2 separate regions of the Homo sapiens genome follow, and region 1 is linked to region 2. Evidence: chromatin contacts called from ENCODE Hi-C or POLR2A ChIA-PET data. All regions are on one chromosome and are shown on one strand. Each heading gives the region's core, a stretch centred on a gene start or an enhancer-like site at or near the end of the contact. The rest is flanking DNA. Distances are from core to core; before and after follow the strand shown.

Region 1 (3,005 bases), core at 153-2,652, 84 kb before region 2:
AGAATGTAAAAATAACAGGGTTTCAAGATTCAATATTCTCATTTTATGAATAAAAAAACTGAGGCCCATGTCAATATTCTCATTTTATGAATAAAAAAACTGAGGCCCACGATTTAAATGATCTCTTAGACTTAACCAGGGTCCACGTTAGAAATTCAATGGAAGAAACAAAATTAGAATCTAGTATGCTAATGCCTAATTCAAGGTATGGTTCAGAATGGACCCCCTCTGATGATATAATACTGTATTGTAAGCCCCAAAAGAGCAGAAACTGTGTCATATTGCTGGTTCTCTCTAAGCTCCTACAAATTACCTTACTTAATACATATTACTGGCCAGGCACAGTGGCTCACATCTGTCATCCCAGCACTTTGAGAGGCCAAGGCAGGATAGCTTGAGCCCAGGAGTTCAAGGCCAGCCTGGGCAACATGGCAAAATCCTGTCTCTACAAAACATACAAAAAATTAGCCGGGCACTGTGGTGTGCACATGTAGTGCCAGCTACTCAGGAGACTGAGGTGGGAAGATCACTTGAGCCCAGGAGGTCGAGGCTGCAGTGAGTGGAGATCACTGCAGGCTAGCTTGGGTGACAGAGCAAGATCCTGTCTCAATCAAGCAATCGATCAGCCGGTCAATCTAATTCTCCCTGTGGTGGGAGAAGGGAATCAGAGGTGGCTGATATAGTAGGCTACCTCATATTTCATTTCTAACCTTTATAGTTTGTTAGATCCTAGGGTCTCAGCACATAGTTATGCAAAATCACTGCTAACCGTACCTGGAGAACAGAGCATCGCAAAACCCAGATGTATCATCTTAAGGATATCCTTAAGGATGCAGGATTGGAAGGCAGGAGACACTTGCAAATCAGTTAACCTATCCGGCTTAAGATTTCTCTGCTCCAGAATGAATAAACTCTATTTTTTGTATCTCTAAGTCCTCTTCCAACATTAAATGTTATTGCTCTGCCTGTTTCCTGAATTTTATACATTTGACACAAACATTAATACTTTAATAAACCCTTTTCAACTTGCCTCTTTGTTTGCTGAATTATATGCATAACTCTGTTACATATATAACTCTGAATTGTAGTCCCCAGCAACCCCTACCCCACCTCAATGAATGAGGCTTTGGTCTGCAATGGCCACTGAGTCCCCCTTTTTTTCATAACACATTTTCTACCAGAAAAGCTCCTCGGGTTTGGGGGATTTGGCCCCTATCACATCTAGTTCCTGGCTTCGGGGCCTAAGGCTAGGCCACTGACATCAAAAATACTGTTGGGAGGCCATGGTCTCTCCAGAGAGGCTGCCCCTGTTTGGTCTCTGGTGAGACCTTGAGCAAATGAATGCTGCTCAGACTACTGGGAGATACAAAGGGTCAGCTGCAGAGTCTGGCAGTGTGAAGCTTGTCCCAGGCCAGAGGCACAAGGTCAGAGAGAGGCCAGGGCTTGGAGTATGAGCTCTGTCGTATAACCTGAAACTTGAGACGGTGGTTCAGAAAGATACTCAGACAAAGAAAAAACAAGAGAGGTTTAGAGACTAGAAAAACGAGAGAGAGAGAGAGAGAGAGAGAGAGAGAGAGAGAGAGAGAGACACTTTGGAAGTTCCAATAGGCTGTCACAAAAAAGCAAATGTTTCTATCATCCATGTAGGTCAAAATAACATGCATTTATTGTATTTGTGAGCGAAATAGGACCTTACTAATTGTTGCTAAGCATAAAGATTTTTGTTACTAATATATGAGTGTCAAGAAAAAGGCCAGGATACAAGATTTTCATAATTAAGAAAAGAACCAGAACATATATTGTATATTTGCATAGGACTTTACAGTTTGCAAATCACCTTCACACAAATTCTGCTCTGATCCACACAACTATCCCCATGACATTAAAAGAAACTGAGGCTTGCGAGTATGATTTACTTGTCCAAGATGCCCAAACTGCTATACATCTGCTACATCTTCAGGTCTGCTGGGAGTTCTTCTACCACACCACCAAGTCTCTTTAAAACTACTTTTCCTCAAAAGCAACCTTTTCAGAGAAACAAAATTTATCCTTATGCATTTTTACAATTTTTCAATTTTATTTCATTCTTAGTATTGAAAGTTGCTGTAGGTTGAGTATTATTAAACAGTGTTTTTATACGCTATACATCATTGCCCCTTGTACGGCAAAGCGTGTGAGTATATGATGAGTTAAATAATCTTTGAGGGCTAATATGGAAACTTTGCCACCACGTGTACTATACTATCATTTCTATGGGACGTTCTGTTCCAAGCTACATTCAACAGACCTAAAAGGGATTGTTTAAAACACATGAACGTGGCTAAAAATAATCACCACTGCAAACCAGAAATTTCTTGGATTTCACTTCTCTTTTTCATTTCATTTAAACATATACAGACATACACAGAGCTTGTTTTCACTGAGCAGCACATACGGCCTAAAAAGCTAAGTATTTCTGTATAACAGAAGAAATTTCATAAAACTCCCACATTATGATGGTGGATTACATAAAGAAGTGGGAAAGTCCCCTCTGTCCCCAAACTGTGCCAAGACATCTGACATGCTCTTATCTGCCAGGACTATACAGTTATTCAACTTAGAATCCATTTTTTAGATAAATTAGCATAATATCATAATGATCCAAAAAAGTTCAAAAAGAACTTCTTGCCAGAATAATTAACTTCCTGAGGTCCTCCAAAAGATCTGTTCTGAGAAAAACGTCTCCCTGCCAAGGCATTTCAAATACTAAAAGCAGAGTGGCAGATTTTCAGTTATAAATTTCAACAAATCACCAACCATACATGGTTGAAAGTTTTTTCAATGAGAATCAAGGTGTCAAGTTTAAGATACAAGAAACAAAAACCCTCCCCCCAACAAAAGCCAGCTTCCAAAAAGGAACTAATCAAAGCATTGTTGCAACCACTATGTCTATTAAAAGAAACAGGTGATCAGAACATTAGGATAAGTTCAGTTAACAAGTTCTTCTGATGCTTTTTATAGTACTT
Region 2 (3,144 bases), core at 209-2,708:
AGCCTCCCAAAGTGCTAGGATTTCAGGCATGAGCCATCACGCCCGGCCTTGGCAAACTTTCATATGGGGGACACCAAGTCCATGACTGCTCCCTGACTGATTGAGAGATAAGAGTGAAACATGATAAAATCAGAAAGAAATACATCTAGAAAAACCTTCCAGTTCATGACAATTTTCAGTGTTCAAAATTCATTAAGAACTCTTCCTTTAAAATACAGATATCTCTGAATAGTTGAATCCATTTGTCATTCAAGTGGTGCAAATTATTTTACTCAGATAGCATTTTACACTCATTTCACAAATTGAGCCCAGGTATATGGAAGCATTGGAAGTACTGAAAAGAGGTTGGTGGTGAGCGTGGAAGGGTTAATTTTTAAGCAAGAGGTGTTTAAGACTAGTAGGAGGTGGGTTTCTTCTTGTACAAAGGATCTCTCCTCTGTACACTGGCACAATTACATGGTCTTTATGACATTGGATGGGAGACCACATCAGGATTCTGGAAAACTCCAGGAGTGAGAGGGGAGCTCTGATGAGGGGCTAATGTAGGCCCTGGGTGGTAGAGGAGTAGTAGAGGTACAGGAGAGGGAGGCTGGGATATAGAAAGGTTGTAAACCAACATCACCTTTTTCACAATGTTGCAATGTTGCCCAAGAACCCGGTGGTGGGAATCACTCCTTGATATTGAGAAAAACCTGCAAAGTACTTATTTCCCACTTCGTGTCTGAATGGCTTAAAATAATATAATAGTGTTGAGCTGTTTTGAACTTTCCCCTTTTCTATAGTTAATTGGAGGAATCCGGTGGAGAAGATGGTTTCTTTGCTATAAAATAGGCTCTTGTCCCTATCCTGATTCTGTCACTAATGTGTTATGTGATGTGAGGCAGATGACTTAGCCTTCTTGCTCACCCTTTTTTCCCCTGGTATTATAGAAAAGGCAATAATCTCTGTCTTGCAGTGTTAATGCAAGAACTAAATAACATATGTTTTAAAAGCTCAGCAGGATACTTTCAGTAAATATTATATTTCTTTCTCATAATGCTTAATTCCATTCATTCCATTTTGAAATTCTGGAAGGACAAGCTCACAGTGCAGAGCAGGGCATCGGGGTCATTCTTTAAATTTTTTTTTTCTTTTTTTTTTTTTTGTAGAGACAGGGTGTTACTATGTTGCCTAGGATGGTCTCAAACTCCCAGCCTCAAACAATCCTTCTGAAGTGCTGGGATTATAGGTGTGAGCCACCGCACCTGACTGAGGCCATTCTTGACAGGGTCCTCCAGGTCTCCTCAGCTGTAGCCCATTTCTCCAGGGCTCTGAAGCCAATTCATTATCTCAGGGGACCTGGGAGCAAAAGAAGAAATGGACTTTGGTTTACTGCCAACTAGAGCAGAGCCTTTCCAGAGCTCTCCCAAGCCCAAGGCGTTTCCCTGGAACTGGACCAGCCGTGGATGGAACAGGCCTGGTTTCCCTGTGTTTGGCTTGCCTTGGAATTTCCAAAGAACCCTGCCAGGATCCTGCCAGACGTGAGATGCTGTTCTCTTTTTCCTCAAAGCTGTTTATGTTAATTAATCAAGACATTTTGGAGCAGAAATCCTTCATGTAGAGGACATTTCCCACAAACATTCCACCCTGCAACACATCTTCCAAGCTAAAAATATTTTATGTGTTCTAGCCCCTAAAATTTTATAAATGACCATTCAAGATGGAAGCAGTGATGATTTGTACATATTCCTTAACTGAATGCCATTTGAAATGAAAAAAATCAATAGTAATCCCAGCAACTATCTAATGCATTATAAAATTAACTCTAGCCTCTCTAATTTGCATGGTTAAAAGCATTTTAAGTGGCCGGGCGTGGTGGCTCACGCCTGTAATCACAGCACTTTGGGAGGCCGAGGCGGGCAGGTCACTTGAGGTCAGGAGTTTGAGACCACCCTGACCAACATGGCACAACCCCATCTCTACTAAAAATAGAAAAATTAGCCAGGCGTGGTGGTGCGCGCCTGTAATCCCACCTACTCAGGAGGCTGAGATAGGAGAACCAGGAAGGCAAAAGTTGCAGTGAGATGAGATTGTGCCACTGCATTCCAGCATGGGCAACAGAGTGAGACTCTGTCTCAAAAAAAAAAAAAAAAAAAGCACTTTAAGAAACCATAAGTCTTAAAGAGAAAGATAATTGGGAGGTTATTATGTGTTGATCACTTCTGTGGATGTTTCTCTAGGATGGCCAAATAAAATGTCTGTAGTGATATTTTTATTGGAAGTGCCAATTTCTTTATTTTATGGTAAATATTTTTGCAAAGAGTTGTTCATCTGGCAAAGCGCGTGACTATAAACCTTGTTAATTGCACATCTAAGCTTAACCTTATTCTTCCACAAAAGCAATGATCAATAACTTGGTCATCATGATAGGAAGTGGAGTTTCTGGGGGAGGAGCAAGGGGGTTAACATTTTTTTCTACCCTTTGGAGGGAAGTGGGACTTATTTTGCTCTTCAGACTGTCTTTTCAATTTTGTTTTTCTTTTTTTCCCTGTGTATCTGGTGCAATGAGAGATGGGCCTGAGGTAGCCTGTCAGTTGAAAGGTGGCCCTGGGCCTTTGGAAGTCCTAGGAGGATTCAGGTAGGGCTCTGGGGAAAGGAAGGGTTGGCCAGCTGTTCTTGCCCTTGTGTAGAAGTGCATTTTCTTGGAACTTGCCTTGCCTCCTCCTGCTTCTGTAGCTGTAGGATCCTGGGGACAAGTCTTGAGTGTAGGTCTATAACAGTCATTTTCAATGTGTGGTCCACAGACTGGTGGCATCAACATCATCAGATAATTTATGAGAAATGTAAACAATTCTCAGGTCCCACTCTAGACAAACTGAATCAAAATCTCAGTGGGTGGGGCCCAGCAGTCCAACTTTTAACACGTCCTCAAGGTGACTAATGCAGAGCCACTGGCCTACAAAACTTCACCTGCTTCTAGGCTAAGTCTTAACTAGGTTAGTGGGGTTGTGTTTATGCAGCTCAACAGAGGAGGAAAGATTTGGGGTCAGAACCTCAGCTGATAATAAAGTATGTGAGCATGGGATCACTCTATGTATATGCCTTTTTGGGACCTGTAGCAAACATGTTTGGCTGAAGAATCAGGATTTTGACTCCATTTGTTTC

Evidence for each region. A loop is a pair of places that touch in the nucleus more often than their neighbours do. ChIA-PET counts read pairs that join two places held with the same protein, here RNA polymerase II (POLR2A). Pooled maps may share reads with other maps.
Region 1: a pooled map shows a loop between it and region 2 (2.1-fold over the local background). The contact joins two enhancer-like sites. A Hi-C loop is called at or near these places in 1 of 50 pooled maps. POLR2A ChIA-PET finds 5 or more read pairs at or near these places in 2 of 52 experiments (BJ and T-cell).

What each region holds. Positions count from the first base shown.
Region 1 is chr4:143,377,213-143,380,217 of GRCh38, reverse strand. All of the region lies in intron 1 of GAB1 (GRB2 associated binding protein 1), which reads right to left. Among named protein-coding and RNA genes, the nearest start is that of MIR3139, 35 kb to the right of the region's middle. Within about 2 kb of position 1,402, at least 17 of the 41 ENCODE cell types and tissues checked have a DNase peak (open chromatin) inside an H3K27ac peak, as active enhancers do.
Region 2 is chr4:143,292,830-143,295,973 of GRCh38, reverse strand. No RefSeq gene overlaps it. Among named protein-coding and RNA genes, the nearest start is that of GAB1, 42 kb to the left of the region's middle. Within about 2 kb of position 1,458, at least 7 of the 41 ENCODE cell types and tissues checked have a DNase peak (open chromatin) inside an H3K27ac peak, as active enhancers do.